3 separate regions of the Homo sapiens genome follow, and regions 2 and 3 are each linked to region 1. Evidence: read pairs that join two places in POLR2A ChIA-PET (ENCODE). Cell type or tissue: GM12878. All regions are shown on one strand. Each heading gives the region's core, and the rest is flanking DNA. Links, peaks and the distances in the headings are about the cores only.

Region 1 (11,135 bases), core at 1,669-9,668:
ACTGGGGGTTAGAACTTCAACATATGAATGTGGGGAAGAGACACAATTCAGTTCATAACATTGCCTGAGTTACCAGCCTGACTCATCTGCCCTGTGGATTTCTGACTCAAAACTGCAACATCAACTCTTACCTTAATCTCCAGGCTGCTGACACAGTCTACAAATATCAGAGTTGGCAGCCTCCATAATTACATGAGCCAATTCCTTAAAATAAATTCCTTTCTCCTCTCTCTCTCTGTCTCTCATTCTTTGTGTGTGTGTGTGTGTGTGTGTGTGTGTGTGTGTGTGTGTAGTATATATGTAACAGGATATTATGTATATACAGATGTATATACACCTACATATATACACACATATATTATGTGTATATACACATATGTATGTCTATGTATACATATGTATATATACATATACATGTGTTTACATATACATAAGTATATGGCACATACATGTGTGTTTACATATACAGAACATGTGTGCATTTACATATATGTATAATACACATGTTTTTGTATATACATAAATGTATATACATGTTTGTATGTGTATATATCCTATTACATATATAAATTAAATCATTTAATTATAATCTATTAGCTCCACTTCTCTGGAGAGCCCTGATACACCAGTATATCTTAAGTGTTATTATTCCTACATGTAATCAATATAAAAATTATTAATGAGATATTTTATGTTTTATGCATGCTATGTTTCTGAAATCTTGTTAGTATTTTGTGCTTATAGCACTTATCAGCTTGGACTGGCCACATCTCAAGTGCTGGATAATCACATGTGGCTAGTGGCCATCATATTGGGCAGTGAAGGTCTAGAGCAGACAGGCAAGGTGAAGCGGAAAGAAGAACAAAAATGAAGACAGACCAGGGTTTAAACTCCACCCTGTGACTGAAGCTCAGTGAATGCTAGCTATAATTTCTATGCTCCTAACTGGAGAACCTTCCTGAGCCTTGGTTTTCTCATACATAAATGAGGGATAATAGTACCTCCCTTAAAGAGCTGTTATAAAGATTCATTGGAAAGCCCCTCACAGAGTGCTTGGTAAAGTGTAGATGCTCTATTCTCACTCATAGGTGGGAATTGAACAATGAGATCACATGGACACAGGAAGGGGAATATCACACTCTGGGGACTGTGGTGGGGTCGGGGGAGGGGGGAGGGATAGCATTGGGAGATATACCTAATGCTAGATGACACATTAGTGGGTGCAGCGCACCAGCATGGCACATGTATACATATGTAACTAACCTGCACAATGTGCACATGTACCCTAAAACTTAGAGTATAATAAAAAAAAAAAAAAAAAAAAAAAAGTGTAGATGCTCAATAAATATCAGGCACTTTTCTTTTCCTCTTAGTCTTCATATCTGTTTTCCTACCTTCCCTCTTCAAGGAAAAAGTCTGCTTATTTTACCTTTGTTTCCCCAGCCTGGCCCACTGGTAGGTGCTCAGAAAGTCGTTGTAGAATTAATGAGTGGTCTTAAGTTCCTATAGTGGAATATATCCAATTGCTAATTTAGATTTTCCTTTAATAAATCATCCTTTAAAACACTTTGGCAAGACTTGCAAGTTGTGGAGCTGTTGACATTGTAGCTGGTGGTCCAGTGGAGAGATGGTCCAAGGTCTAGTTTGGGGATTGGAGGGAAGAGCCTGTTAAGGGAAAGGAAATGTGGCAGCATCACAAACAAAACAAACCAGATGAGATGAACCACAGGCATCTGTGTCATAAGATTACAACAAAATTTTTTAATTCAGTTACTGAAGATAAATTTGAAAACTGTTAATGAGATGTATCCTTATGAAAGGAAAAAAATAGGAAACACATTCACCCTGGGTCACAAAAATCTAGTTTAGATGAAAAGAATTTGCCCTGCCAGTGAGTACATTAAAGATGTGATTCATTTGCAAAAGTAAAAATTCCTGGTAATATGACATATTAAGAAGGCATCTGATGTATTAGTCTGGGTTGTCTAGAGAAATAGAACCAATAGGAGATATGGAAATATGATATATTATATGGAAATGGCTCACAAGAGTATAAAGCTGACAAATCCCAAGATCTGAAGTCAGCAAGTTGGAAACCTAGGAGAGCTAATGGTTCCAGTGCTCAGGCTGGCAGGCTTGAGACTCAGGGCAAACCAATGTTTCAGTTAGGGTCCAAAAGCAGGAAAAAAAAAATGTCCCCTCTCAAAGGCACTCAGGCAGAAAGAGCTTCCTTTAACTCATGGGAAGATGAGCCTTTGTCCGCTTCAGGTCTTCAACGAACCAAACCATGTGGGCCCACCCACATCATGGAGGGCAATCTGCTTTATTCAGTCTATCAGTTTAAATATTAATCTCATGCATCCAAAAACACCCTCACTGATATACCCAGAATAATGTTTGATCAAATGCCTGGGCACCCCATGGCCCAGTTAAGTTGACGTCTAAAATTAACCATTACACCTGATATATACTCATGACAGATTTCTTTCAGAGCTTCCCATGTCAGTAAAATGTGCTTGCAACAAATAGGTCTCCTTTTTCTCCCTACTTTGCTTCTTCTCAAGTGCATTATTTTCTTTCCCTCATCCTCATACAAGCTATTGGAGAAACACTTTGGAATGGGAACTAACATCTACAGCACACCACCACCCCATGCCATGCTTATTACCAGGTACTCATCACACTGTGTCCCCGCCAGAAGCTAGAGAACAGGAGAAGTCATCCAAGTGGCAACAACCTTGGGAAGCCATTGCAGCCCTAACTCTCTTGCTCAGCCTTGTCATTTCAAAAACTCAATCTCGTCAGGGTGTCAAATTCGGTCAAACTTGGGCATTATAATTCACAGAAACTCGATTCAAGATACTTCTGTACAAACAAACAAAAAGCCATCTAATTAATTACAACAAGAAATACAACTGCCAAGGGGGATCTCTAGCTAAAGCATCCCTTCCTTGTAAAATTATATCAGAAGTCAAATTAGAATTGAAATATTAGGTTAGGGCAAAAGTAATTGCAAGTAATTGCATTTTTTGCCTTTCAAAGTAATGGCAAAAACTGCCATTACTTTTGTACCAACCTAATGTTGATTACTTGAATTGAATCTAGAGTAAGTGGAAGGTTGATTTAAACAAGATGCTCAATTACACCAAGCGAAGAATGGCTGATGCTACAATTTCAACAATCATCAGACAGGAAAAAACTTGGAACCCAATTTTGCTAGATTTTTCTGCCATAATGTACCTCATAGATTCTTTGTTTTATTTTTTCATATGCCAGGTGAACCAACTCCCTATCTGTGTAACACATTATTTGTTTCAAAAATATTTAACAAGTTACAAGTCAAGTCTTACTGGCCCATAAACTATTTTATCTCATTAAGATGACCCATCTTGCTGCACTCAATTTCCATAAGCTTTCAAAGAAAATCTCACTGTTTGACTTTCTTTTCATTCATATCCATTTAATTCTTATAACAATTCTGTTCTGGTAATCAATTGCTGATTAATAAGTGATCGCAAAATGTCATTACTCAAAATAATAAGCATTTTTATTAATATCATTATTATTCTCAGCATATTCTCAACATCATTTTCAGATCAGGTTACTGATATAACTGACATTGGAATATTATAACATTTTTAAGTGATGTTTTGAAGTCCTCTTGACCATTCTTGGAAGAAATAACTTTTCTATTCTCTACTAAACATTCTTCACATTTCATATTGGCTACTGCAGATATGCAGACATTCTTTTTATTCCTCATACACCTCTTCTGTTCTTAGAAATGCAGGGAGTAACTGCTTCATTGGTCTGTTGGACTATTCCATCTTAAAATGTTAATGAATGTTAAAACAGGTGATATCCTCTCTTAGACAAACCATTCTTCAATGCCTTAACCTAAAGGAGTTGGTATATTTGAAATATAATCATCAAAGCAAGGTTGGTAGAGAAAAAAGTTGGTCTGGGAAGAGGAGATTTGAAGGTGAAGAGTTAATTTATTCATTTAAAAAACACATATTGCCAGGCATGGTGGCTCACCCCTGTAATCTCTGCACTTTGGAGGATGAGGCAGGGTGGAATGCTTGAGCTCAGGAGTTCGAGACCAAGTTTGAGCAACATAGCCAGACTCTGTCTCTACAAAAAAAAAAAAAAAGAAAAAGAAAGAAGGAAAGAAAGAAAGAAAGAAAGAAAGAAAGAAAGAAAGAAAGAAAGAAAGAAAGAAAGAAAGAAAGAAAGAAAGAAAGAGAAAGAAAGAAAGAAAAGAAAAGAAAAATCAGCCCGGCATGGTGGCACATGCCTATACAACTCAGAAGGCTGAGTGGGGAGGATCATCTGAACCCAGGGAGGTTGAGGCAGCAGTGAGCTATGATTGTGTCACTGCACTCCAACCTGAGTAACAGTAGTGACACCCTCAAAACATAAATACATAAAATAAAATTTAAAAACACATATTGACCCACAAAACGTAATTATTTGTTAAGAATGGCCATTTGGTGACAAGCAGCCCAAGGAGGCAAATTTACTCTTAATAAGTTTTTTTTAACTTGTTTTTGAGACAAGGCCTTGCTATATGCCACCCAGACCATAGTGCAGTGGTGCAATCACAGCTCACTGCAGCCTCCACCTCCTGGGCCCAAGCAATCCTCTCACCTCTCAGCCTCCCAAGTACCTGAGACTACAGGCGTGCACCATCACACCCAGCTAATTTTTGTATTTTTTGCAGGGATGGGGTTTCGCCATGTTACCCAAGCTTGTCTCGAACTCCTGGGCTCAAGGGATCTGCCCACCTCAGCCTCCCAAAGTGCTGGGATTACAGTGTGAACCACCTTACCTGGCCTAAGCTAACAATTTTTAAAATCACATTAATGTTTATAAAGGTGTTATAATCCCTGGCAAAGTTCCCATGCTACAAGTCCAGCTTAATAAAAAATGAGACGCCATTTAGGCATCTAGCCTTAAACCTCATACCTCATGATACTAATACTTTAAGCCTCTCATAAGGGGAACTCATACAAGTCTTAATACTTCACAGTTACTAGAATGCTGAGACCTCAGATGAAATTTTTTTCTTGTGGCTTTCTACAGAAAACCATGAAGTACAAAAATTTGCTTTTAAGCTACTGTACTCATTTATTCAACAAATATTTGTCAGGCGTTGCTATGTGCCAGGAACTGAGGTGCAGGGAACACAGCCAGAGCAAGCGTGACCCCTGCCCTAAGAAAATTTGCAGTTTGAATAAATGTTCTCAGACCTGCAGTCATTCTGGGACTTTCCACACCTTCCTTCCTTTCTTTTCTTCTTTCTTTCTTTCTTTAGTGTTACCATCAAATTGCTACTACAGTGTGATACTTAAGAGAACAAATTCTAGAATTAAAATGCTAGGGTTCATAACCTAGTTCCACCAAGAAAAACAATTTTTTAAAGAGTCATAAATAATAAATAAATAAATAAATAAATGCCAGAAGAAATCAATACTTGATAATTGAATAATTATAAGTATAATAATTATTACTTCATCAATGCTCTTATGTGAAGCAAAACTCTGACAGTAGACACTCTAAAGTTCCAGAGAAACTCTCAAAGAGCATTTTTTTTGTTTTGATCCCAACTACATTGCTTTTCCTTAAGAAATGGTTTTTACAGTATTCTCAGACCACAATCCTTCAATATTTTAAAAATCATTCCATTAAACTCTGCTTTTCCATCTCCCTTGTGAACTCTTGGCCAGTGAGACACAGTTTCATTTTCACTTTTTCAAAATGATAGTATGAAAAAACAGAAGTGAAAGTATGAATCATAATATAATCAGGAGTTCATACTGAGATACCCATTTATAACTCAGAAAACCACGGGGTATTTCCAAACTGATGTCATTCATAGAAAGAATACCATGTGTTGTGGAAGAATAAGAAAAATTACCTAAACCAACTGGGGGATTTAGAATACATGTGGGATATTCCCAGCTAATTATTTTCATTAAAAAATTTTTTTACAAAGATCAACTGTGTTTCAAATACTTACAGTGATAGTCATCTTGGAAATTACAAACTGGATTCTGGGTTATACTTTTTAATTATGATCAGTGAGACAATGGACATTGAGATTTTGCTTTAGAGCACATAATGCCATTATAACTGTATATAACTCAAAGTTATTTATATAACTCAAGGTTTTATATATATAACTAAAGTTTTATTTTCCTTAAAGAGTTATATAAATACCAAAATAGCCATGAAATCCCATGTAGTTGTTTTACTTATAAGGAAGAATTTTTATAGGAAAAACTGTGAGCCCTGCTCAAATTATTAAAATTGGGCCGGACACAGTGGCTCATGCTATAATCCCAACACTTTGGGTGGTCGAGGCAGGCAAATCACTTCAGGCCAGGAATTCGAGACCAGCCTGGCCAGCATGGTGAAACCCCATCTCTACTAAAAACACAAAAATTACCCAGACTTGTTGGCTTGCGCCTGTAATCCCAGCTCTGAGATCACGCCACTGCACTTTAGCCTGGGTGACAGGGTGAGACTATGTCTCAAAAAAAAATTATTAAAATTTATTACTTTTATTGTATTATGTTTTGGGGGGGAAATACATATGAATCTCATTTTTCCAACCAAACAATTAAAAATGATTTTTCCCTCTCTCTACTACATCCCACTACATTAAAATTTTTTAAGAACTTAAAAATGTTACGGTGTACATGGCATAAATTAATGATCTTACAGGGATGAAACCTTTCCCAGGAAATATTCTCCTTTAGGTTGTGTACACTGGCTTGGAAAACACTTTGGCTGTGTTAGTTCTGCCATAGTTGCTCCTATGGTGGCAGCTTTGTCAGTTGTTTTGACAGATCCTAATATCCAGTTGTAAGGACAGGCCAGCTATATCTCTTTTCAATCTGAATGCCCCTGTTGCCTAATCAGCCAACATCCCTGACATGGAAAAGTCATGCCACTCACTAATCTTGGTAATACCCTGGCCTGTTCTTTGGTTTCTGAGACCTATCCAAGAGTCCAGTGATAGACCCACAATCTCCTGTCCTAACACCTGTTATGAACTGCTTTGTTATCCTGAATCTTTCAGCGAGGACACAGGTGAATCTGCTAGTAGGATGGTCTGGCCCCATGTAATTTAGAAGTAGATTTTAAAATGTATCAGAAAATCAAGTTTCTCTTCATTCTATATACCAACAGGAAGTCCACATGGATTAAAGACTAAAAGCAAACCTTAAAAATTTTAGGAGAAAATGTAGGAGGCTCTCTCATAATACTAAAGTTAAAAAAGATTTATCAAAATATAAAAAGGTTTATCAGTTGTAACAAATGTACCATTCTGGTGCAGGATATTGAAAATGAAGGAAATTATGCCTATGCAGGGGTGGAGGTAGGTATAAGGGAAATCTATGTATCGTCTGCTCTATTTTACTATGAGCCTAAAACTGCTCTTAAAAAATTGAGTCTATTGAAATAAAGAAATAACAGAGCAAACCATTAAGTACAAAATAAAAAAGAATAAATTTAATGACATTACCATTTTAAATTTCTATATATTCAACACTATAAACCAAGTTAAAAGGCAAGCAAGTGACAGAAGATATTTACAAGACATTTGAAAAATATTTGCAATCTAGAATATTTTAAAAATCCTATAAATGAGGAAACTGCAAAAAGTGCAGTAGATAGAGAAATATAAACCTTCAGTTCACAGAAGAGAAGCTCTATATGGCCAACAAAGATATGTGGAAAAAAGCTGTCACTTGCTGGTAATAGAAACATGCAAATTAAGACAAGATACTCTTTCATGTCCATCAGACTGGAAAATTTTCAAAAGGCTGACAATGACAAGTAATGGTAAGGAAGTAGGGGAGAGGGATAGGAAACTTACAAATTCTTAATGACTGGTAATTAATGAACATTGACATTTCACTAAGGCAGTGTAGCATACATTTGAGAAGAAAAATATAAGAGGTTGAAAGAGTACACTGGTATGATTTAGAAAACATTTTTGCACTATCTAGTAAACTTGGAAATTCAGGACTCAGCAAGTCAACTTCTAAAGCATAAAATCCAGAAACACTTTTGCACAGGGACACAAGAATGCTCCCTGCAGCACCCTTTTTTTTTTATTTTAAATTCCAAAATGTCTGCCATTGGGAGAATGGCTCCTCTTAGTTTCATCTGCCTCAACACTAAGCATCCACTTTCTCTTTAGGCTCTTTCCATCCCTTTCTTCATGTAGTTGGAAGCAGGGCACTGACCCTATCCACTCACTCCCACTGACATTCCTCTCTCCTCCTCCCTACGCTCCCCTATTCCCACAGGGATCTCTTTCTACCTTGGAAAATTCACCTTCCATCCTGCCTCTAGCCAAGACATGTCATCTAGGCCCACAAATCCTCCTTAATGTTTCCTGCTCTGGAAATGTTGCCTGACTTCTTCAGATTTAAGGAACTGAAAATTAACAGCCAGAACATTACCTGTCTTACAATTCCCAGGGCCAGTTACCTTCCTGAATGAGGAGGAACAGGCAGAGAAAAATATGTATAGAGAGAATAAAAAGCATAGATTAATAACTTCAAATATTATCTTACCATATTCTTCTCCTAGCAAATCTTTGGACAGTGACACCCCCACACGCAAACTGGTGCTTGTTTCTGTGGGGAGAGGAAGAAAGGGAAGCCTGGACATCTGGTGAATTTCTTGGCTCACCTGAAAGTTTCTGCTTATACCTGGAGTATATGCACCCTCTTTCAACAATATCCCTTTACTGCTCTTATCCTCCCCACCTTGGGAACTTGGCACAAGTATGGGCAGAACTTCCCCCGAACATAATTAGGGAGAGAGGTGTCCTGCCAATATAAAAGACAACTGTACAGGGGAGGGCCCTGTCAATAACTGCAGGTGACTTGGGTTCCAGCCATGTTTTCTTCCTCCTCAGTCACCATCCTCCTCTGAATCTCTGTGCTCAAAAAGTCAGAGACAGCCACTCGTTTCCATTTAGGAGAGTGGAGTGAATATGGCTGTCATATTGGTGTCCAGCCCTTCTCTCACCCACCATCCATCAACAGGATGGTGTTCCTCTTCTTTTCTTCTCTGCCCCTTTCCACTTCTGATATAATAAGTGAATATACAAATGAAGGAAAAGTCAAAAATCCTCCCATACCTCCCTTAGTTTACATATGTGAAGAACTGGGTATGTAATTGACCCCATTTTCTCTTTGGCCAGCACATAAGCTGTTTTTAGGTGTTTTTTGTTTGTTTATTTGTTTTTTGTTTTGAGATGGAGTCTCACTCTGTCTCCCAAGCTGGAATGCAGTGGCACGATCTCTGCTCACTGCAACCTCTGCCTCCCGAGTAGCTGGGACTACAGGCATGCACCACCACACCCAGTTAATTTTCGTATTTTTAGTAGAGATGAGTTTTCACCATGTTAGCCAGGGTGTTCTCAAACTCCTGACCTCAAGTGATCCGCTTGCTTCGGCCTCCCAAAGTGCTGGGATTACAGGTGTGAGCCACCGTGCCCGGCCCCATGTTTTTAGATTTTGATTTTTTTAATTTATTGGTATTATTCGTTTCACTCTGATTTTGCTTTTCTAAATCTCACTGTGTATTGTGAACATCCCTCCCATTTGGGACATTTATATGTCCCAATACAACTAAATATGATTCTCTTTAAGAGCTGCCCCATTTTCCATTGCGTGTGTGTGTGCAAGAACATGCACAAGTGCCATGATTTAATCAGTTACCCATTGATGGACATTCAGACAGCTTATGATTTATTGTTACTACAATGATACAAATGGTATTATGTCTATACACGTTCTATATCAAGTGTGATTTTAATATGTAAGAATTCAATAATTTGAATTCCTGTGTAACATATAGATGTTTTAATTCAAATAGTTGCTGCTAGATTTATTTTCCAAAACAAATGGAGGAATTCACGTGTCTCTCATAAAAGTGAGGGAATGCTTATATCCTTGACAATTTGCCAGCATTGGTTGTTATTGCTGGTTTGAACATTTGCCAGTCAGACAAGTTAAAAAAAAATATATTGTAATTCCAATTCAGTATGAGAATAGAGTAAGGGTAATGATGTCAGTCCCAAACAAAGCAAACAGTGCCCAAGAGCCTGAAATATTTGGTTGTACACTGGTATCTCTTTCTCTGCTTGACCCTGGCTCAAAACCTACATTCCTCCATACAGAGGTCTGAGAAAGTTGGAAATATCCTGTGTTTTCCTTAGTAGTGTTTTCTTTCAGTTCAACAGGATTATGTCAACTGTTATTACAAGGAAAGGCCATCGACACACCAGTGTAAAAAGGAAAAGGTGGGTCCACTGACTAAAATTAATAAAAGGGCAAACACACACAGAAACAGCTTTAAAACCTAACAGTCACAATAATACCAAGGAAACTGGCAGGACAGGGCTAGCCTCAATGCTTATATACTCAGGGTATCTCCTGAACTTTTACCACCTAAGTTAAGAAATTAACCACAAGATAGCCTTGCAAAGGTCTAACAGGGGTATTGATATCAGAGTGGGTTTTAAAAGTGTATTAACTATAATCTTACTTTTAGCCTATTTGATTCTACTTATTTCAGAACTATTAATGACGTTTGTGGAGATATATATATATATATATATACATATATATACAATCTGGACTATCGGACTATAAGCTTAAAATCAGAAGACTCTTTTATATATTTTTATAATGCCTCAAATCTAGCATAGTATCAGGTACAGAGTATATGCCCCGAGTCTAGCAAAGTGTCAGTACAGTTCTGTAAATGTTGATTGCAGAAACTGAAAGACCATCAGCATGATAAACCACTGGAAATACTGACACAGATCTGTTGACAGATCAGTGCAATGGACTGTATTGTGTTCCAATTCATACGTTGAATTCATATGTTGAAGCCCAAAGTTCATATGTTGAAGCCCTAACGCCTTATGTGACTATCTGGAGATAGGGTCTTTAGGAGGTAATTAAGGTTAAATAAGGTCATAAGGGTGGGGCCCTAATCTGATAGTACAGTGGCTTATATGAAGAGGAAGAGAGAGAGAGACCTCTCTCCTTCTCTCCAGGCACGTGCACCTGAAGAGAGGCGATGTGAGCACACAAAGA
Region 2 (11,135 bases), core at 1,203-9,202, 130 kb after region 1:
GTTGATGTGGCTACTAGGAATGGTGCTCAGCAGAAATCCTGCAACATATGGATCTGTTTACACACTATTCACTGTGTAATGAGAGTCTGCAACATAGGCTAAGTAATAAGAGATGTCTTGTGGTTGACCTCTCTGGAGATAAGCAGCAATGAAATTCCAATGAAGTTTCATCATCTCTCATCACCAAAACCATCCTAACCACCTCAATAAAATACACCTGACTTCCCCCGCTCCCCCGACCCACCACCCCAAAACCAGCTGCCCTATGTTCTACCAAAAGCTGCAACCAACCAATGACCTGATACTAACCCCAATCTATCAGCTGCTGCCTAGTGCAACAGAGAGGGAAAGTCAATGAGAAGGAATTGGGTGCCAGTTCTTGCTTTGCAAGGAGTGGGTTGACTAATGAGACAGCCACAAATGTCACTGCCATCCCATCTCACCCTTTCACCTGTGCTGCAAGGCTTCAACAATCATACCCAGTCTCCACTTAGGAAAATTCTGTCCTTTCTCAAATGCTGGCCACTCAGCAATGTGCTCCCTTAATCCAGGCCAAGCACATAGTAAAAGAACTCCAAAAAGGGTTACAGCCAAAAGTGATCTTTCTCCTCCATACTCCCAAAGCAGATTATAGCTCCTCCATAAACGTGCTTCGCATTGTGCCCCACGTTTGGTTTGTTACTTGTGTATACATTATCGTCTCTTCTAGATTGAGCTTCTGTAGGAAAGGAGAATCCTTTTCAATTTTTTGGTATTACACCCAGCTCAGGACCTTGCTCAGTTGCTTAAATTGAATGAGAAAATGTATCTAAGTACCCACTGATGTTGGAAATTCAACTTGTTCCAATATTGAGGACTGCCTATACCTGGCATATGCGTGTCCCAATTTGAGAAATTGTTTTTCAAGTTGACTTGTATGGATTCCTTACAGACGCTCAAGCATCAGTTTGGTTTTCCCTAAATCCTGCAGATCAGGAAGGCAGTATCCATGTTTGCTTTAAGAAATTTCATTACTATAAATATATGAAATATTATAAATATAAAAATTCATATATTATAAATATATGAAATTTTGTCTGCAGAATTTTTTTCTCAACAGGCAATCCTGACATAATAACCAATTTTGAGATGCTTCAAAAATAACACTGCAGTAGTAGCCACTCCTAAAACAAAATATTTCCCCTTTCCTTCAATATATGTAATCACATATGACATATAAAATCTGCTTATTGGATAAATTTATCTTTAAAAGACTATCTATATTTATTAAAAGTTAAAATACATATACTCTTTGACCTGGAATCAAGTACAACAATGTATTTTACAGAGCTACCAGCACACGTGTGGAATTATATATGTACAAGGCTACTAACTGAAGTATTAGTATAGTAACAAAAATTAAAAATCAACCATAAATAGGGAATAAATAATGGTACACCTATGAATGAAATACTAACTTCTAAAACACAAAGTAAAAAGAAAGGGAAAATAAGGAAAACTGGATTAATCCAACATATGACAGGAAAGGAGAAAAAAATAATGCAAAGAAATGATAATCACAGTAAAGTGAATACAAATTAAAATTTATCTACTAAAAGACAGTAATTCAAAGACTAGATTTAAAAGGAAAATAAGTTTTATGCTATTTACAAAAGACAGACTTAAAACCTAACAACATAAAAATGCTGAAAGTAATATACCAGGTAAACACTAAAAAAAAAAAAAAAAAAAAAAAAAACTAGTATTAACAATAGAACCTGATTTTCTAAAAAATAGATTAAGAAAACTAGATTAAAGGAGAAAATCATTATTACCGAGATAGAGAGGATCATTACTTAAATGATAAAAAGAAGCAATTTATCAGCACGTTTAAAAATCCCAAAACAGAATACACAGTGCTAACAAAATCATCTTAAAATAAAATAAGCAAATGCTGATTTAGCCATAGGAGAAACCGCCAAATCCACAATCATTTTAGGAGAATGGGTTTAAGAAAGGAAAAAAAAAAAAAAGATTTCTGTATGCTCTTAAGAGAAAATCTAAAAAATAATGACATGAAAAAGTTGAAAGGAATGGAAAAATATGTACCATTAAAAGGAAACCCGACGTATGAATGCCATTATCAGACAAAACAGATTTTTTTCTTTTTGAGATGGAGTCTCACTCTGTGGCCCAGGCTGGAGTGCAGTGGCACAATCTCTGCTCACAGCAAGCTCCGCCTCCCAGGTTCATGCCATTCTCCTGCCTCAGCCTCCCAAGTAGCTGGGACTACAGGCACCCACCACCACACCAGGCTAGTATTTGTATTTTTAGTAGAGACGGGGTTTCATCGTGTTAGCCAGGATGGTCTCAATCTTCTGACCTCGTGATCTGCCCACCTCAGCCTCCCAAAGTGCTGGGATTACAGGCATGAGCCACCGCGCCCAGCCAGACAAAACAGATTTTAAGACAACTAAGAAGTTAACAAGCTGACCCTACAATAAGCATGAAAATTTTGAAAAAGAATAGGAAAGGAGAACTCACCATAAGAGAAATTGAAACTTGTTATAAAGCTATAGTTGTTAAAACGGTGTTACTACAGTGGTACATGGACAGATAAATGGACCAATGAAGCAGACCCAGGCACTGAAAGGAACCTTTTATATGACAGCATGGCACAATCAGTAAGAATAGAGAGGAAATAGGCCAGGCACGGTGGCTCACGCCTGTAATCCCAGTACTTTGGGAGGCCAAGGCAGGCAGATCACCTGAGGTCAGGAGTTCGAGACCAGCCTGGTCAACATGGTGAAACCGCGTCTCTACTAAAAATACAAAAATTAGCTGGTCGTGGTGGCAGGCACCTGTAATCCCAGCTACTCGGGAGGCTGAGGCAGGAGAATCACTTGAACCCGGCTAGCGGAGGCTGCAGTGAGCCGAGATCACGCCATTGCACTCCAGCCTAGGCAACAAGAGTGAAACTCCATCACAAAAAAAAAAGAAAAAGAGTAGACAGGAAATAAATGGTCCAGAATAACTGCCTATCCTTGTGGAGGAGAGGGTGATTCAAAATTAGGTCCCTTTCCTCACTCTATATGCAAAAAACAAACTTCAAATAAATTATACAATTAAATGTGAAAATCAAGACTTTAAAATAAACAATGCAGTAGGCTGCTTTATAATATCAAGTTAGGGAAGGCTTTCTTAAATTTCATAAACATAAATCATAGAGGAAAAGATGAACTGTCTACCTTAAAATTAAAGACGATATAAACAAAATTAAAAGGTAAGCCAGACAAAAGAAATATTTGTAGTGACAACGGTTTAACTTTCTTTCTTTCTTTTTTTTTTTTTGAGACGGAATCTCACTCTGTCACCCAGGCTGGAGTACACTGGTGCAATCTCAGCTCACTGCAACCTCCACCTCCCAGGTTCAAGCGATTCTTGTGCCTCAGCCTCCCAAGTAGCTGGGATGACAGGTACGCACCACCACACCCAGCTAATTTTTTGTATTTTTAGCAGAGACGGGGTTTCACCATGTTGGCCAGGCTGGTCTCGAATTCCTGACCTCAGGTGATCCATCTGCCTCAGCCTCCCAAAGTGCTGGGATTACAGGAGTGAGCCACTGCACCTGGCCCACAAGGGTTTCACTTTCTAAAAATATAAAGAACTGGCCAGGTGCAATGGCTCACACTTGTAATCCTAGCACTTTGGGAGGGCAAGGAGAGCAGATCGCTAGAGGCCAGAAGCTGGAGAACAGCCTGGCCAACATGGTGAAACCCCATCTCTACTTTAAAAATATAAAAATTAGTTGGGTGTGGTGGCACTTGCCTATAATCCCAGCTACTTGGCTACTCAGGAGGCCGAGGCAGGGGAATCGCTTGAATCCAGTAGGCAGAGGCTACAGTGAGCCAAGATCATGCCACTGCACTACAGCTTGGGCAACAGAGTGAGACTTGGTCTCAAAAAAAAAAAAAATTATATATATATATCTTATATATATACACTATTATATATATACACACACACACACACACACACACACACACACACACACACAATTAATATGAGATGCCCAAAAATCCAATTGTAAAAAGGGGCAAAGGTTGTAAACTGGTAATTCATAAAAACAAATGAAGAGATGCTTATTGGTACTATATGCTCAGTATTAAGCAAATTAAATGAGATAGGATCGTGCATATTCAACCAACAAAATATCTGAATGTCTGAAAATAATAAATGTTAATGAGGGAGTGGAGAAAATGGGAATGCTCATACTGCTGATAGAGAGTAAACTGGTACAACTATTGTGGCAGCCAATTAATATTTAGTAAAGCTGAAGATGCATGGTCCACTGTGGTACAGGCCCTGGAGATATTATCAAATGTGTACACAAAGAAACACGCACAAGGATATTTTCTGCGATACTGTAATACTCAAAAGCCAATGACATCCTCAGTGGTCATCAATAAGAAAATGAATTAATGATGGGATTAATCATATAATGAAATACTATATAGCAGTTGAAATGAATGTACTCTTTACATGTATCAACATGCTATACATAAAAAACAATGATGAGCAATAAAAGCAAATTGCAAAAGGATATATATTATGAAACCAATTATGTTTAGTTTTAAAACACAGAGAATACTATGGATTGTAGTAAAAAAAAATATAAAATCATGAAGAGTAAGGACAGGTACAAACAGGATAGTGGTTCTTCTTGAGAGGAAGGAAATGACATAACAAGACCTTCAATGGATGTGCAGCTTTTCCTTTATTTAAACACAAAAGGATCTGAAGGAAATAAGGAAAAAGGTTGACAGTGGTTACAATTAAATAGTGGCTGTATGTCAACACTCTTGGTTACAAACAACAGGATCTACACTAGCTAGTTTAAACAAACAGAATAAAATGGCTCACAAGTCACAGGCGTGGAGGTCAGGACTACGGAGCCCCCAAAAATGCCCATTTTTATACCTTGGAGCAGCTGCGGGGGAAAAACTGCTAAGCAAAGCCTCCACACCTTGCACCATTACATGGGACCTCTGCCACTGCTGCCTTGAAAACCACATCACTGCTCCGTTCAACAAAATGTATCTCATACTACTCTTGTCTGCAAAGTACTTGCTTCCAGATTTCACACAGTTATGTCTAATTGGTGAGCCCATGCTACCTGTCTGAGCCACAGCTGCAAGGAAGGGCAGGAGATTAAATTTCATTCTTCTACTGGGTAAGGCGAGATCCACAGAGTGGGAAGTTGCCAAAAAGCAGGTGTTCAAACAGTGCTAGCTGCCCAAAAAGCACGAAAAGTGCCCACTCAAACAAGAGTTGGTGAAAATATTCTCTCTACTTTTCTGTATGCTCAAATATTTCACAATTTTTTTAAAGAAAAAATGTCGAAGTATGTAAATTCACAAACAACAAAGGGAATGGAAAAAAAATCAATAAACAAGAGACGTCAACCAAATTCTAAAAGACAAAAAGCTAAGTGACTAATAAAACACTAGAGAATGTCACCACCTAGAAAACATGTGGAGGAAGTTCCATCAGAGGCAGCCAACCGGCCCAGCTGGGCCTTAGCTCAGAGGCAGCAAAAGTTCATAGATGATAGAAGACAGTAGAGGGATTAGTTAAATCTAAACTAATTAAAAAGAAAGGAATTAATTAAAGGTCTGTATACAAACTGGTTGAACACTACCCCATCTTCAAATATAGAAGGGCCTAAATCCAGGAAGTGCCCCATGCAAAATATTGAAGGGATCTTTATTATAAAGTAAGTGAAAGAACAGTCTGGGTAAAACTAGGATAGTCAATTTAGAAATCGGTAGCCAAGACAAGACCTCTTCATTCTAGCATTTTAAAAACCCTCATCCTACCAGCCAGATTTACCTACTTATCCTTAGTGATGCTTATGAGAAGCCAAACCTTCCTCAAACCACAGAGCTGCCACTCAACCTCCCTACATCCACATCTTCAACTACAAACTGACAGCCAACAAACGTAAGACATTTGAAAAAAGCCTGAAACATGTAGATGAAAGACTAAGAAAAAAATCTGTCACTGGAGAAAAGAGATGATTCAGGGACTAGAAAGTGAATGAAGAAATGAATAAAAATTATATTGATATCTTCAGAGAGCTTCATGAAAATACTTCACATCCAGAAAACATGAAAAGGATTCTATGAAACAGAAGCAAAAGAGAGCTTTCAGAAATTAAAATATGCTTGACATAATGTGAGTAAAATATAAATGCAGGAAAAATAATAGAGAAAGGGAAAAAAATACAGAGGACCAATACAGACGATGCAAATACAGCTGAAAGGTATTAGAGAAACAAAGAACCTCCAGAGAAAAGAAAGAACAAATAAAGTAAAAAAACATAAAAGAGAGATGTCAAAAATTGAAAGGATCGCCTACGTACCAAGCAGAATAACTGACTGAAGACCTAGATACAGGTACAGGATTGTCGAATTTTACAACACCAAGAATAATAAGATCCTAAGTGTCCAGAGTGTGTTGAGAGAAGGGGATGCAGAGAACAGGTTATATAAAAAAGGAACAAGAATCAGACTGGCATCAGACCTTTCATTAGCAAAATCAGATGCCAGAAAATAACTGAGCTGCTTTCAAAGTTCTAAGAGAAAACTACTTTTCAATCTAGAATTCTGTATCTAGCTGAATAGTTCATCAAATGTAAGCGCATAACCCACTTTAGACATGCAATGGCTCACCTCTTAGACATTTTTTCCTAGAAAGGAGCTTAGAGACAAATGCTAGCAAAATGAGAAAGTTAATCAAGAAACAGGAAGATATGGACTCTAAGAAAAAGTTGACCTCACCCAGAAAAAAAAAAAAAAAAATACGGCCTTCAGAGGAAGCCTGTGCACAAGATGCAGAAAACTTGCTGACAAAGAAGCAGAAACTTTTTGGCAAAATATTTTTGTAAGACTGATAACCAAGGCTTACTCAAGGTGTGGGGAAACAGGCACTCTTAGACAGTTATTGGGAGTAACACTTGGCAAAACCTTTGGGAAGCCAGCATCTGGTAGCACCTGACAGTAATTCCACTGCCAGAAATCTATTTCTACAGAATTATTTATACGTGAGGCAACATAGAGTAGAACATAAGAGCATGTGAGTGAAACTACCTCCGTTCAAATTCCCACTTTACCACTTTCAAGCTCTATGCTGTTTCCTCATTTAAAAAATAGAAACATCTTCTCAACAGGTCACTATGAGGATTATAGAAAAGGTTCCACACGTGATGGGCTTCGCACAAGACCCAGCACATGATAAATACTCAGTTAATATTACTTATCTACAAACATTTGCCATTTTTGCACAAGGATGTTTACTGTGCCACTGTTCGGCAAAAAACGCAAGCAAGTATAGTATGGTCCTATTTATGTTTTTTAGAAATTACATTTATATTTGTATGTATCTGCCTAGATCTGTAGGAAAAAATAGAGAAAACATGCTAAAGTGTTGCATCCATGGAGCAGGAAGGGAGTGACCTGTTTTTGTACAGTTTTTACTTAAGCAACATGAAGTGTTTCATACTTTAGAGAAAAGAAAAAGTAAAGATCACTATCAATCTTGGGGAGAAAGGGTTAATCTGTATAAGCACACACAAACATTATATTTAAAACATTTATTTTATTATACATATTTAAATTTTAGAAAGTTATTAGGTAGATGTACATTCCTCTGTTGCTTTACTTTGATCTTCAGTTACCTGTAAAAACATGAATAGCTTTACTTTCCTAATAAACACTTTCAGTTTTACCCTTCACCCACCATTTTAAATCATTCCACAGCCCTCTTATAATGACCCTTTATCTTTCCCCTTAAATAGTAGAATAGAAAGTTAGGTAAGAAGAAAGATTTAAAGGCCAAGTAACCAATATAAATTATCAGGTAAAGAACAATAATTCCATTCAAAAATATAATCTAAGGCATATTATACCTAGGCTTCTCAAGTTGGCCATTTTACTTTTCAGCCGTAAAACAAAATCATTAGTGTAAGAAAAAACACCTGAAGTGCTGTAACAAGCTATTTTAAATCAGTTTATTTTCTTTTGGAGTATAATTCCATTTAGAATAGAACATATTACAGATTTAGTCTAAATAGATATCTCTATGTCCCTATTTCTATTCTGTGTCACTCAGACTCATCAAACAGACATGGCTAAATCTGAATTCAACACCCCAAAACCTGTCCTACCTGCATCATCTATCTTGGTAAAGGGCTCCACCCAGATACCTAAGGACAGCATTCAAGAATTCACTCTCTTCTTCCTACCTGCATATTCCATCAACAGTCCTACTAATTCAGCCTAAGTTAACTCTCACAGTCATTCTCCCTATCGCGGCTGAACTTTAGGACCTCATTCTCTTCTATCCCCCTAACAGAACTCTTGGCTTAAGTCACAGCTATATCCCATGCTACCCCTAGAATGAGCTTTTAAACAAGAATAGCTGATCAACAGGTCACTTCCCTACTCAAAATTCTCCAGTTACTCTCTAGCATCTCAGTGGGGTGGAGGAGGAAAGTCAGGAATGCAAGTTCCACAACACGGGACACAAGCCCCTCATATTCTGTTTTTGGACTGACTCTTTACCTATCCTACATGTGACCTGTACATTCAAATTCATCTTACATTCATCATGTTCTCTATGTAGGCAAGTGACTTCCTCTGAGATAACCTCCAACCCATTTTCCAACAGATTATCTGCATGGTCCACTTTTATTCACCCTTTAAAATCAGCTTAAGAGACTCCAATTCCTGGAAGCCTTCCTTAAGCAACTCCCCAGCTTGGTCTGAGTCCTCTTCTTTATGCCAGAGCCCCACATGTACACCTGAACTGTCTGCTTATAAGTCTAATTATCCAATCAACATTACTTCCCTGAGGCAGCAAGTAAATTTTGTGCATTTTTTTGTACCTCCAGACCATAACAGTACCTGGCACACAATAAACAATCAGTAAGTCTGTGTTGCATCAATGAACCACGTTTAATCTAATCCCTTCAGAAAAGCAAAATGGACAGTAGAAAAAAGCAACTAAACCAGAATAAATGTTTGAAAAAATATGTATTGACTAACATCACTAGATATTCTAGGTAAGACACTGTCTCTGCCGTTTTTCTACATTTTTCATTCCTTTAAAGTGTTCAGTTACTACTGCTTCTTTAATTTTCCAAACTATTTCTTTAATATTCTTTAGCTTTTTAAATTTTTTTTAATTTTACTTAACTCCAAGTAAACATGCTGAACATTTTTTCTTTAGTTTCTTCATCTAAAATGATCACTGTGACCAACTAAAAAGAGAAAATTACTCCATCCATTCAAAGGTAATTTCTTCTCATGAGAAAAAAAATTATATAACCCTTACTCAAGAACATTATGGTGAAGTCCCTAAACAATAATTCCTATCTACATAGTCATTAATAAAGACTAGGTTTATATATCATTATGAAAAATTGTCAATAAATATTTCTTGGGTAACCCCTTCATGTGCTAATGTTGTGTTCAAAATTTGGGCTTACACAAATATAACAAATCCTGAAAGGCTTAACAGACAGAAAATAAATGTACTGGCAAAGAAAACAATCAAAAAATAGTATGTGGACATATACAATCAAGCACAAACTTATATGAATAATTATTTGTTAGAGATTACTCTGAGACTGTTCCATGGAGGAGGTACGACTCAGGCGAGGTAGTGAAGAATGACTGCGTAGTAAATAGAAGGAGAATGGGAAATGGAGTCTAGAAAGAAAAACTATCATGAAGAAATAAGCAAACTTGAAAATAAGTTTAATGTGTGATGCTTAATGTGCCTGCAAGCTTAACCAGTGTTTGTGGCATTGTGGGAAATTAGGATAAGGAGGAAGTCCTAATGAGGACAGATTACACAGGACAGCTATCAGATAACCTAAGTAAAAGAGGCACACTTAGCCTATGAAATAGGAAACAGGAATAGTTGTGGTCAAGAAATACAATCACCCGGGCCGGGCGCGGTGGCTCACGCCTGTAATCCCAGCACCTTGGGAGGCTGAGGGGGGTGGATCACGAGGTCAGGAGATCGAGACCATCCTGGCTAACACGGTAAAACCCTGTCTCTACTAAAAATACAAAAAAATTAGTTGGACGTAGTGGTGGGCACCCATAGTCCCAGCTACTTGGGAGGCTGAGGCACGAGAATCGCTTGAGCCCGGGAGGTGGAGGTTGCAGTGAGCTGAGATCGCGCCACTGCACTCCAGCCTGGGAGACAGAACAAGACTCTGTCTCAAAAAAAAAAAGAAAAGAAATACTATCATTCCTACTCATTAAGTCTAAATGCTAATGACAAAGAATAAACTACAAAAACACAAACATTCAAATCTGGTTTTTCAGGACATTAGGATATTTGCACATTTACTGTTAATGGCTAAAGGCGGCTTTAAAATACACCTGACAAATCTTAATCCTCTAAATATTCATTAAGTTTACAAAATAAATCCTAAGACCTAACTGATACCATTACAACTATTAAGAACTATTACTATTACATAGTAATATTCTTATTTCTCTTCAAGTTCTACAATATCATTTTCACGATATTAACAAATAAAATCAAAAGAGAACTGCCAAGTTACAACTTTACCCTTACCAACACACTAGTGAACAATCACAACACTGCTTTGACTATTGAGACAACTTACTTTTTTCCTTTCTCTTTGTTTCTTTCATTTTTCCCCCCTTTGGTTGTTATTGGTTAATTTTGATGAATTTCTTTATAGAAGAGTACTCAATAGCTGTCAAAAACACTTACCATTTTCCGAGATCTTTCCAATAGCTTATCCCATATTGTAAAATGTGCCTTGAAAAGAAAAGATTTGCGATGAACTAAATGAAGCAGTAATGTCAAAGTAAAAAGGACAGAGTCTTTATATAGCTTTTAGAACAAAATAAATAAAAAGCTAGGCAGTACTAATTTAGATAAGTGGTTATAAAAGTGGATCATAGTAGCAAAAAAAGGTGCTACATGGGGATAGCTGCTTTTTTGCTTTCTTCAATCGCATGAACCCGGGAGGCAGAGGTTGCAGTGAGCATTTAAGAAAAAAACGCTTAAGGATTGAACGTGCCCTTCTTTCACTTTTGCCCATCTTA
Region 3 (11,135 bases), core at 2,198-10,197, 270 kb before region 1:
AGATGAACAGCTTCGTTTAGCCTCCTTAATTCATTTTCATTCACTAGATATTAGGAGTATAACTCAGAGAAGGAAAAAAAATTTTCCATTGAAACAAAGACATCTCAGTTTGGATAAATATATTATTTGTGAGCAAAGAAAGTGAAGTTTCTCTATTAACTACAGAATAAACATGAGTTTAAAAAAAAAAAAGAGCAGAAACTTGGCTTTTCATTTCAGTTCCTGCACTAGCTGTGTTGTTTGAAATATCAAAACATATTTGTATTTGTATTTTGCAAAAACGGGAATAATATCAACCTACTTCACAGAACCCATAAAGAGTATGATAATAAGTAACATAACATGAATGGAATTGTACATAAAAAGTATGTAAAAACAAGAAAATAGTTGAATATGTATATTATTACATGTGAACATGAAAAGAGCTTAATGTATACAAGCGACCTTCATCTGCACTGAATTACCTCACTTGTGATGAAGATGAGATGAAGATAAAGGATCATACAAAATTCAAACCAAAGTGTGAATTTTTCCCAAGAGTACCAAAATGTTACTGAATATAGTGTGTGTGTGTGTGTGTGTGTGTGTGTGTGTGTCCATCCAAAAAATTTTATCTCAGCAGAGGCATCCCATGAATAAGAGTAGGATGTATGTGATTAGAAAAGAAAGAGTAGCAAAGTTTCCTCATCATTTTGGTTAACAATTGCTTATACATTTACTTTTGAATTTCTCATTTGCTTAATTCTGCAGGACAGATGAAATAATTGTTAATACCTTTTTCCTCCCAAGGAAATCTAAGTCTTTCCTCTATGTTATTCTCTAAGTAAACTAATCTGTTAACATAGAGATTAGTTGAAATCTAATCTCTTAGATTCTTAACTTGAAAGGTACATTCTAGTTACCCATTATTTTCTATGTGGTTAAAAAGTCACTGCCAAAAAGCCCAGAAGATGGCCATAAAATAATTTTTCTGCTTCACCTTAATGATAAATTTACAAAATTAATTCTGTGACTGAAAATGTCTTGTATTATATTTCCATGTGAGTTTTTCTCTCTTCTCTACTAATCTTCAACCTTCTGAAGACTGGACATTATTTAATCATGTTAGCAAGCATTCGAGTTTTTAACAAGGATCTTTGCACACAGATATGCCCAACCAATGTTTCTTCCACTACAGAACCAAATTAAAAACAAGGAAGATGACAGGGATTATGCTTTCTCATTATTTTTATGTTTTACATAATTCAGCAGTACCGTGTTGCAATAAGAGCATAGCAATCAATATTTCTTGAATATATAACTAAGTGCAATCTGAAAAGTAAATGAATGAGCACATAAGCAGCTAAGAACCACAGAGAGGGCCTGGTGTAGTGGCTCACGCCTGTAATCCCAGCACTTTGGGAGACCAAGTTGGACAGATCACTTGAGGTCAGGAGTTTGAGACCAGCCTAGCCAACATGGTAAAACCTCGTCTGTACTAAAATACAAAAATTAGCCAGGCATGGTGCTGGCAGCCTGTACTCCCAGCTACTCAGGAGGCTGAGGGAGGAGAATAGCTTGACCCCAGGAGGTGGAGGTTGCAGTGAGCCGAGAGCGTGCCACTTCACTCCAGCCTAGGTGACAGAGTGAGATTCCGTCTCAAAAAAAAAAATAGAACCACAGAGAGGGATGCAGCAGTAAGCCCCCTGCCCCTGACCCCCCGTAGTAGACAGCCATCAAGGTTTAGGCCGTCACCTCTTTCTCATTTCATTTCCGATGTTATAATAACCATTAAGGGATTTGTGATTATTTCCAAGTTTGGAATCTATTCTTTTCTCCTCAACTTAGTTTTTGAAGTTAATGTCTTTTTTGACTCAATCAACTCCTGAACACTTGGGAAGGACACCATCAGACAGTTTGGTTATCTTGAGATACACATTTCAGAAATGATCCTCTTAGACTACCCAGCTGAAACAGGCAAGACTGTGGGTAAGTCTTGAATCAATTCTTTTGCCATCTATTCGATGGTCTTTGTTTCTAAGTGCCAAAGAAACCTTCAAGCTCATTCTAATCTTCATTTTGTCAGTCTAGTCCATATGACTTAAATTCTACTTTCCTTCTGCTTTGAATTTCAGTGTTTTCTTATATGGTTCTCAAATTGGCTGGGCCAAGATGCCCTGCCTACCTTTCAATCATTTCCCTTGGAAAGACCAAACGTAATCTTTTCAATGTTTAATTACCAGCTCTGCTCTCACATCGAATGCATTAATTACATGGGATTACAGCAATGAAGTCCATAGCTCTTTCCTAGAACTTTTCAGTGCTATGTCCCACCCCTACAATTGTAAAAGTGTCTTTAAGAATCAAGTTCAAGTTCACTATTGTCTCTTTGGTTCTAGTCATTAGACAGTGGCCACCTTTGTTAAAAACTTATTCCAGAGTTAGTTTCACAGACCCAGCAACTGTCTCCAGCAGGCTTGACAATCAAGGTTACAGCCTTTATTATGGCCAGATCCGCCTTGTCGCTGACAATTTGAAAGCTGATTTTTGCATCGCTGCTATTTAAAGTTCAATGAAAAACCTTGGAGGGAGGAAAATAGAATTTTGACTTCACTGACATTAACTGTCCTCAGACCCTCACCCTACCCTGCTATTTGGGCGTTCAGTTTTTCTGTTCTGTTTCTCTTTGTACTTATAACTAAAATGGTGAATTCAAAGGTTCAGAAAAATAAAGGAAAATTCTATACGTAATATTCGAAGATTTAGTATTTCTTTTTCTTCCAACTGACTTTTTAAAATCTTTTGTTCCCAAAAGCAGATATCACCAGGTTCTTTTGTGCCATGTTTAGATGAATAAAAGCTTTACTTTATAAAGACTGTTCAAACATTTTAATAAAACAAATAACAGCCAAGCAAAATACCATGGCAATGTTAGCAAAGCATTTCCTGCCAAATCCAAAAGGAGATACATTGTTCTAAGCATTGCATTTGTACATACTAAGAAGCACTGTACTAAGTTGATATCCTTTGCAGGTATCTGCTCACTTAAAGTTCAGAGATTTACAGTGTTCTTCAACCAACCCACGGCTGTAGGTAGAAATCAGCTCTGGGCCCAGTTATATGAGTTCAATGTCCCATGCGCTGATGTCTTTTCTAGAAAACTATATTTCCTAGACAGGATCAGAGAAGGAAGGCAAGAGCAGGAAGACTACAGTTTTGACTTAGGTAACATAAAGGCAAATTTTGTCTCAACCTCCACTCCACCTAAATTTCACCTAAATAAGTTGGTGCAAATTTTTTATTAATGAGAGTCTCGGCCTTTTGTCATGGCAGAGAGGAGCATGTGCTTCTCTTCATGACAATTACATGACTGCTGTCTGAAAGAGGGATGGTCTCATAAAGAAACTTCCTTCATTTTCTTGGCCGGGTGCAGTGGCTCACACCTGTAATCCTAGCACTTTGGGAGGCCGAGGCGGGTGGATTACCTGAGATCAGGAGTTCAAGACCAGCCTGGCCAACATGGTGAAACTCTGTCTCTACTAAAATACAAAAATTAGCCGGGCATGATGGCAGATGCCTGTAATCCCAGCTACTCGGAGGCTGAGATGAAATTGCTTGAACACAGGAGACAGTGGTTGCAGTGAGTGGAGATCGTACCACTGCCCTCCAGCCTGGGCAACAAGCAAGACTCTATCTCAAAAAAAAGAAAAAAAAAGAAACAAAGAAAAGAAACTTCATTCATTTTCTATTGTGTCTATCTGAATACGACATCAGTGTTTCCACTTGAGTAAGGCATTGTTAGTTTTGGTAAAATTGGACTTTTCTTGGTGGGTTGTTTTTCAAATTTGAAGAATTAATACCAAATAATCCTACACCACTTAAAGAACCAACTTATGTGTAAAACTTGCAGCAAACTGATTTTGGCAAGCCCACTGCATGCACCATTGATCATGTTCAATGTGTTACACAAGCCAAACCTTGTGCCTGCCAAGATCATAGCTGCTGGTCCTTGACCAGAATTTTTTTTTTTTTTTTTTTTTGTGCAACATGGTTAGCAGTGTATTTGAGATAATGAGAACATTCAAATCTGCTTCCTGAAGAAATACACATTATTAGTATAGACTATACAATAAAACTAGAAAGCTACCAAGTGAATCTCCTCAGGGGTTAGATTACCTATCTAATAATAGGTTCAATGTGGAGCCTTACTCTTCATTTGCATGATTTTTCTGCTACTTACATGTCTTTTTATAGTACACAAACTTCACATCAAGTTTGAGAACCTAATATAATTAAGCAAAGAGAACATTAAATTTTTGTATTAACCTAAATTTGCAAATGTAAAAACATTGACATCCTGAGCAGGAAGTATGTCAATTAAGTGATAATGATTCTAGGATTAACTGTGACATCAATATTTAAAACTAGTAAACTATTCTTTTCATAAAATCAAGATTTTATGTTCATCTACATTTGTCCTGTGAACCTTGTTAAAAGCCATTTATAATTCCACAAACAATGTATTTATCATTTTATTTTGGGTGGACCTCATGAGAGCTACCTATATCTGTATAACAATTAAAAACATTTACTTAAAATTCTAGTTTATATTACAGGTTATAGTATTATCTCTGTCTTTTTTTGTGAGTATCAAAAGAACATGCTCATACAATATACTTTATGTAGAATAATTTTCTGTATCCCTACAAGTATTTGCCTATTTTAAATATTTTTGATGTCTTGGTACAGTGGCTCACACATGTAATCTCAGCATTTCGGGAGGCTGAGGCCAGAGGATTGCTTGAGGCCTGGAATTCTAGCTAGCTTGTGCAATATAGTGAGACCCAAATTTTTGTCTCTACAAAAAATTTTTAAAAATTAACTGGGTATGGTGGTGCACACCTGTAGTCCCAGCTACTGGGGAGGCTGAGGCGGGGGTTTGGCAGGGATCACTTGAGCCCAGGGGTTTGAGGCCACAGTGAGCTATGGTTGTCCCACTGCACTCCAACCTGGGTGACAGAGTGAGACCCTGCCTCAAAAAATAGGTATTTGTGGCTTTCCTTAGCATCAATGTCTCAAAGAAAATGTTAGGTGTTTTTTTTTTTGTTTGTTTAACGTTTTATACCTTGTTTTAAAAGTGAGAGATTAAGTCAAGAATAATAGGACTCCATCCTTGTATTTCCCCCCACCTCTCTCAGAGATTGATTGAAGGGAGTTGAAAAAGGAAAAAGGGAACTTCAGAGATGAGGAAATAATAGTGGGTATAGTCATTATGGTAATAGCAAGTGAGATACCCCTCCACCCAATTCCAGTAATTCAATAGGATATTTTTTTACTTTTGCAAATAAGTCCTTAGTCACCTGTCCTAAAAGATGGTTGACCACAATTTCTGCATAAGAGGAACAGTACTTGGCTTTTCCCTTGGCAGCTCAGGCCATGGGTTACACCTGTCCTACCCACCCAGTGAGGGGGCCATTGGAGAGCACCCAGCCCAAGGACATACAAGGTTGCAATGGGATGAACGGTGGCCCTTGCAAAAAAAATATGTCCACATCCTAACCCCTGGAACCTGTGAATGTAATCTTATTTAGGAAAAGAAAAATGTATCTTTACAGATATAACTCAGTTTGGGATCTTGAGATGAGATCATCTGAGATGATCTAGGTAAGTGTTAAGTATTATAATGAATCCCTAGAAGAGACAAAAGAGAGGAAGACACAGACACAGAGAAGGTCATGTAAAGACAGAGGCAAAGACTAGAGTTATAAGGCAAGAAACATCCGGAGTCACCAGAAGCTGAAAGAAGCAAAGAAACATTCTTCACTAGAATCTTCCAAGGGATATAACTCCACCAACCACCTTGATTTTGCATTTCTGGCCTCCAGAACTGTAAAAGAATAAATTTCTGTTGTCTTAAGCCAGAAACAATTTAATTTTGTGGTAATTCTGTTACAGCAGGCCTAGGACACTAATACAAATAAGCAATCAAAACTGCCTTAAAAAAAGAGCCTTCAATAAACACTCAGCTTGTCAGGGAAGTTGGTGACTAAATTATCCCAATAAGTATGTCTCTGAGAGTTTGAAAATAAAATACAGAAAATAATGAAGATGTTCATAACTGGAAGAATACTAAGAATAAATATAAAGAGAACAATCAGAGAGAGGAGCTGAGTCAGGTTCCTGAAGAAACATAAATGGATGGGTAGGCTGAAGACAAATCAGCCAGCCAGAGCTCGACACCCCTCCCCAGCTACTGTGATGAAAATCTTTAGTTGGCATAATTCTCATTTCTAAATGCAACCTCTGATGAGTACAGTAACCTCTGGCCTTTGTAACCAAAGTCTTCTTATTAACACAATCATTCTAAAATAGCAGTATGGGGTTTTGCTGTGGTCAAAGTTTATCCATGGAGCTAAGTGCACTTCTACATATCCAGTCATAATCAGCCCTGCTCATCTCCCTAGATCACAGCTCTGATGCTTCAAACAAGCATTTTCTAGACTCAAAAGCATATGCAAAGCGGCTATTTGGAAAACCCCTCAGAATTTCCTACACATTCATTTGTGCCAAGGTGGCTGGTCCGCTCTCCTAGTGAGAACACCAGTGTGTTATCTCAGCTTCCATGAGAGCTCATTAACAGTAGCTCCTACAGGTTATAGAATTCAAAGAGTATCGACTAGTCTAAAGTCATGTCGCCTCAAAAAATGAAAATTTCATCAGCTTTGCCAATGAAATGATATTTTAGAAGATGATCAAGTACTATTTATTCAACCCTTTAGATTTTTCAAGATCATTTTTATTTCAAATTGATTGATTAGTAGACTATACTCATAACTACTTTACTAAATTATATTTTATATTTTATTGTATATTGTTTATATTATACATATATTATAAATTCTTATGTCTTTATGCAGTTTTCCAAAAAGAAAGTTAGTGAAGAAGAAAAAGTTATATAAAGAATGCCTCAAGATATATTAAAATTATTGAATATTATTTTCCCCATAAAGTCTTACATAATTAGTATCTAATAGAATTTAGTAGCAAAATAACTTGTTCGTTTCTTAAAGAAATGTCATGATTACTTTTAATAAATAAGAGAAATTTTTGTCATGTTTTCTCATCTTATCTTGATTTTAAGAAGCCTAGAGTTCAACCTAATGCTTAATTACATGTATTATTTTAGTGTGTTTCAAGAGGCCTATCTGTCATAGTGGTTAAGCTCAATTTTGGACTCTGACATAGCTATACTTAAATCCTGACTCTGCCAACAGACAGTTACATGACATTGGGCAAAACATTTAATCTCTCTGGACTCCAGTTTTCCTATCTATGAAGTGGAGATAAAAATAGCACTTACTTCTGCGCGTTCTTGTAAAGAACAAATTAGATAATGCATATAAAACACTTAGAAACTGGCTTGACTCTAGTATCAACATAATACAGTTATATCTGTATTTCTGCTTTGATACCTTTATTCTAAACAACTTTTTTTATAAACAGGTAAAATACGAATATAAACACAAGACATAGGAAAGGAATACTAAATTTAAAAAGAACCCGAACGGCTTAGAGAAACAGATTAATAAATGCAACTGCTGACTTTAAAAGTCTGCACTGAATTTCTGAGCTTTCTTTTTATTCCTCCTTTAAGATATATTTATTAGTGGTTAGATAAGTTAGAACAAAGGCAGAAAAAAATGTGGCATTTGGGACATCATAAAGTGATGCTTGGTCACAAAGGTGAAAACTGGCAATTTCCCCTTATTGGTAGAGATGGAAATTAATCTTATTAGTCTGTCACAGGAGTGTTATTTTCAATGTGCCCCAAAGTACTGGTCCAATTCTTTTTGCTCCAACATAAATCCCATTTTTAGAATGATAGGATAGCTACTCAAAATGAGGGAAGCACTCATTCAAAAGATAAAGCAAAATTAGAGAGATGTGGAGAAGAATATCTAAAGAAGATTCAGTCAGGCATCAAGCCTGAGTAAATCTAAATGATATGTTTTGAATCAAGGATTAGCCAATATACAGTTGTGCCTGAATACTTGTGGACTAGAAAAAGAAAGACTTTGCAAAATGAAATTAGGAGGCGATCAATAAAAATATTTGTGGCATGAGAACTGTCTTCTATTCTAAAATGCAAACCTAAATAAAATCATATTACAACTGGAAAAAGGTTTGGGAAACTTCTAAAGCTTCATTTAGAGCTCTGTCATTAATTTATTTAATTCACCATAGTGTCAAGAGCTACAAATCCCAACACTATTTCTTTTTTTTTTTTTTTTTTTTTTGAGACAGAATCTTGCTCTTTCACCCAGGCTAGAGTGCAGTGGTATGATCTCAGCTCACTGCAACGATCACCTCCCAGGTTCAAGCGATTCTCCTGCCTCAGCCTCCTGAGTATCTGGGATTACAGGTGCCCACCACCACACCTGTCTAATTTTTGTATTTTTAGTAGAGACGGGGTTTCACCAACCTGGCCAGGCTGGTCTCGAACTCCTGACCTCGTGGTCCACCTGCCTCGGCCTGACTTCTAGCTCAATAAAAAATAAATCCAGAAGCCACAGGCATATGCAGATCTTTTAATTGCTAGGTAATTATTCGAGTATGAGATGTACTTTCAATCAGCTCTATCTGTCAAGAACTCTCTTCTGTTGTCCTATCAAAATCTTTACTCAGGACTCATTGCATTGATTGATGCAAAGAGATTATTAACATTACTTTTAAGTTTACAAATATGAAGAGTAATTATTTTTTAGCCTACAAAGTTAAGCTTATATTTCAAAATCTCCTTAACAAAGGGCCACAGATTCTGAGTTCTGTCTTCATCTAATCCAGTCAGCAGTGATTTTCAGAATGTCTGAGATCCCACAGATGAAAATAAAATGACTCATGTTCTACCTGGCTGCATTGGTCATTGCCTTTTTCCATATATCAGTCATCATAACTGAGATCAGAGCAGTAAGAAATCTTGCCTTAATGTTCCCCCATTTGAGTCAGAGTAAAAAATCAGGGCTTCCACTGAAAATATCAATTATTCAGGTGATGTGTTTTATTGTCTATTATATATTAAGTTACTGTTTTTTTTTTAGAGATAAGATTTTTCCCTGATGTCACGGCATGCCATAGGTATGTCTCTGAGAGTTTGAAAATAGAATATAGAAAATAATCAAGATGTTCATAACTGGAGGAATCCTGAGAATAAATATGAAGAGAAGAGTCATAGAGAGAAGAAACAGAAACCTGGAGTGTAGTGGCAAGATCATAACTTGCATAGCTTCGAACTGTTAGTCTCAAATGATCCTCTCATCTTCGCTTCCAAGTAGCTGGGAGTACAGGTCCATGCCGCCATCCTGGCTAAGTTTTGTTTGTTTGTTCGTTTGTTTCTAGAGAGATGGAGTCTTGCTATGTTGCCCAGGCTTGTCTCAAACCCCTGTCCTTGAGCAATCCTTCTACCTCAGCCTCCCAAAGTGTTTGGATTACACAGGCTTGAGCCGCCATACCTGGCCTAAATTTTATGCTATGAAGAGTGACTCCCCCATCGCCACTCACATGGTTGAGAATAAATTGGTATGACAGGAATTTCACAGATATTTGTAATAAGCAGGAGTTTCTCTAATCATAGAAAAATTCCCTAAGTCTGGTAGACTGCAAAATGTCTCCACAAAGATGTTCATATCATAATACCCAGAATCTGTGAATGTTACATTGCATGGCAAAAAGGATTTTACGAATATGACTAAATTAAGGATCTGGACATGAGAAGTTTATCTTGTATTAAATGGATGTGCCCAATATAATCGCAAGGGTCCATTTAAAAGGGAGGCAGTAGAGTTAGATTCAAAAAAGGCTAAGTGATAACAGCAGAGAGAGAAATTAGAAGATGCTAAACCACTGGCTTTGAAGACCAAAAGTGGGACCACAAGCCACGGAATGCAGGTGGCCTCTAAGCTACCAAGGGCAAGGAAACTAATTTTCCGCTAGAACTTCCAGAAGGAATGCGCTCTGCCAAAAATGGGGTGTTTGCTCAGCAAGACCATTTTGAACTTCTGATTTCTAGAGTATAAATTTGTGTTGTTTTCATTTGAGTTTATGAATAATGAGTTTATGGCAATTTGAGTTATGGCAATTTGTCACAGCAGCCATAGGAAATGAATGCGCTAAGTTATTTCAAATTTACTGTATTTTTATTCATATTTGTGTATGTAGTCCATGCAGGTGTAAAAAGGTGATACATAAGCAGGGGCAGACCCCAAGCAGCCTCCATTGGGTAAACACTGCTCTTTACTGGTTCTTCATACCTACATAACACAATCTGCTTCAGTTCAGGTAATCTCTTTATAGCCCAACTAGAGATTTCTTAAGGTACCTTAGAAGTTCCTTCATAAGAATTTCATGAAGCAATTGGGACTAGTTGAGAATTATTCAAACAGTGAATTTTAGAAGAAATGTTTACTGGGTAAATACAGTAACATTTAAATTATAGATAAGCTGATTATATTTTACTATCCAATTTCCATGCCTTTCTCACTGGGCAATTTATGAAATCATTAGTTGTGTATGGCTAAGGGAAATATTGATGTGCTCTATGAGTGGAGTGGCATCTGCTTTATTTTATTACTTGCTTCTGCATAATCCCCAGTCCTCTTGAATTTTGATCTTGAATTTGGATGGATGTCAATCCATAGATAATTCTGCCTGTCTGAATTTTGTTCAAGATTCTGAATTTTAAACCTAAGTTCTCTTCTATGAACAACTATATTTGTCCTGTTTTTTTATCAACCATTATTTAATTTAACAAACATTTATAGAGTGCCTGCTGTATGCCATCCTCTCTTCAATGTACAAAACTGTCCAAAATTCCTGCCTTTCGAAGCTTAATTCTAGTGGATCTGAGCAAACATGTAAAGGGATAAATATTCCTTCAATGTAAGTCTAGTAAATGTATCTACTGGAATCACCGACCAAAACCAAAGAAGGGCTCCTTTCTCTTTCTCTGATGGAAAGAGAGGGGGTGTGATTGGTGGAAAGTGAGGGAAGGGAGATGAAAAAAGCATTACAGAGGTGATATTTCATGACTCTGTTGACTGGGGACACAAAAAATTTCCACATGAAATACTTTTTCAAAATGTCCTTACCCGTTACTATAA

What was found. ChIA-PET counts read pairs that join two places held together with the same protein. Peaks named below come from ENCODE experiments on the same cell type or tissue, not always from the same donor. Only the 100,000 strongest peaks of a DNase experiment are listed, where the experiment ranks them.
Region 2: POLR2A ChIA-PET joins it to region 1 with 6 read pairs; 2 of 35 experiments call an interaction of 5 or more read pairs at or near these places.
Region 3: POLR2A ChIA-PET joins it to region 1 with 5 read pairs; 1 of 35 experiments calls an interaction of 5 or more read pairs at or near these places.

Annotation. Positions count from the first base shown.
Region 1 is chr21:25,451,762-25,462,896 of GRCh38, forward strand. LOC105372753 (a long non-coding RNA gene) reads right to left here. Exons shown (of 10, transcript NR_188560.1): 9 at 1,430-1,665. Among named protein-coding and RNA genes, the nearest start is that of LINC00158, 26 kb to the left of the region's middle. RefSeq lists enhancers at 5,111-6,310, 5,662-5,951 and a silencer at 6,431-6,560. In GM12878, for the core only: no CTCF peak of the experiment used is centred there; DNase peaks (open chromatin) are centred at 5,121, 5,810 and 7,823; H3K27ac peaks cover 6,599 bases.
Region 2 is chr21:25,578,038-25,589,172 of GRCh38, forward strand. MRPL39 (mitochondrial ribosomal protein L39) reads right to left here. Exons shown (of 10, transcript NM_017446.4): 9 at 10,798-10,845; 10 at 7,619-7,717. The coding sequence ends at 7,670. LINC00515 (long intergenic non-protein coding RNA 515) reads right to left here and starts at 5,187. Exons shown (of 1, transcript NR_024092.2): 1 at 4,738-5,187. RefSeq lists enhancers at 670-739, 2,566-2,625. In GM12878, for the core only: no CTCF peak of the experiment used is centred there; no DNase peak of the experiment used is centred there.
Region 3 is chr21:25,182,448-25,193,582 of GRCh38, forward strand. No RefSeq gene overlaps it. Among named protein-coding and RNA genes, the nearest start is that of LINC00158, 240 kb to the right of the region's middle. In GM12878, for the core only: no CTCF peak of the experiment used is centred there; DNase peaks (open chromatin) are centred at 3,974, 6,434 and 8,914; H3K27ac peaks cover 621 bases.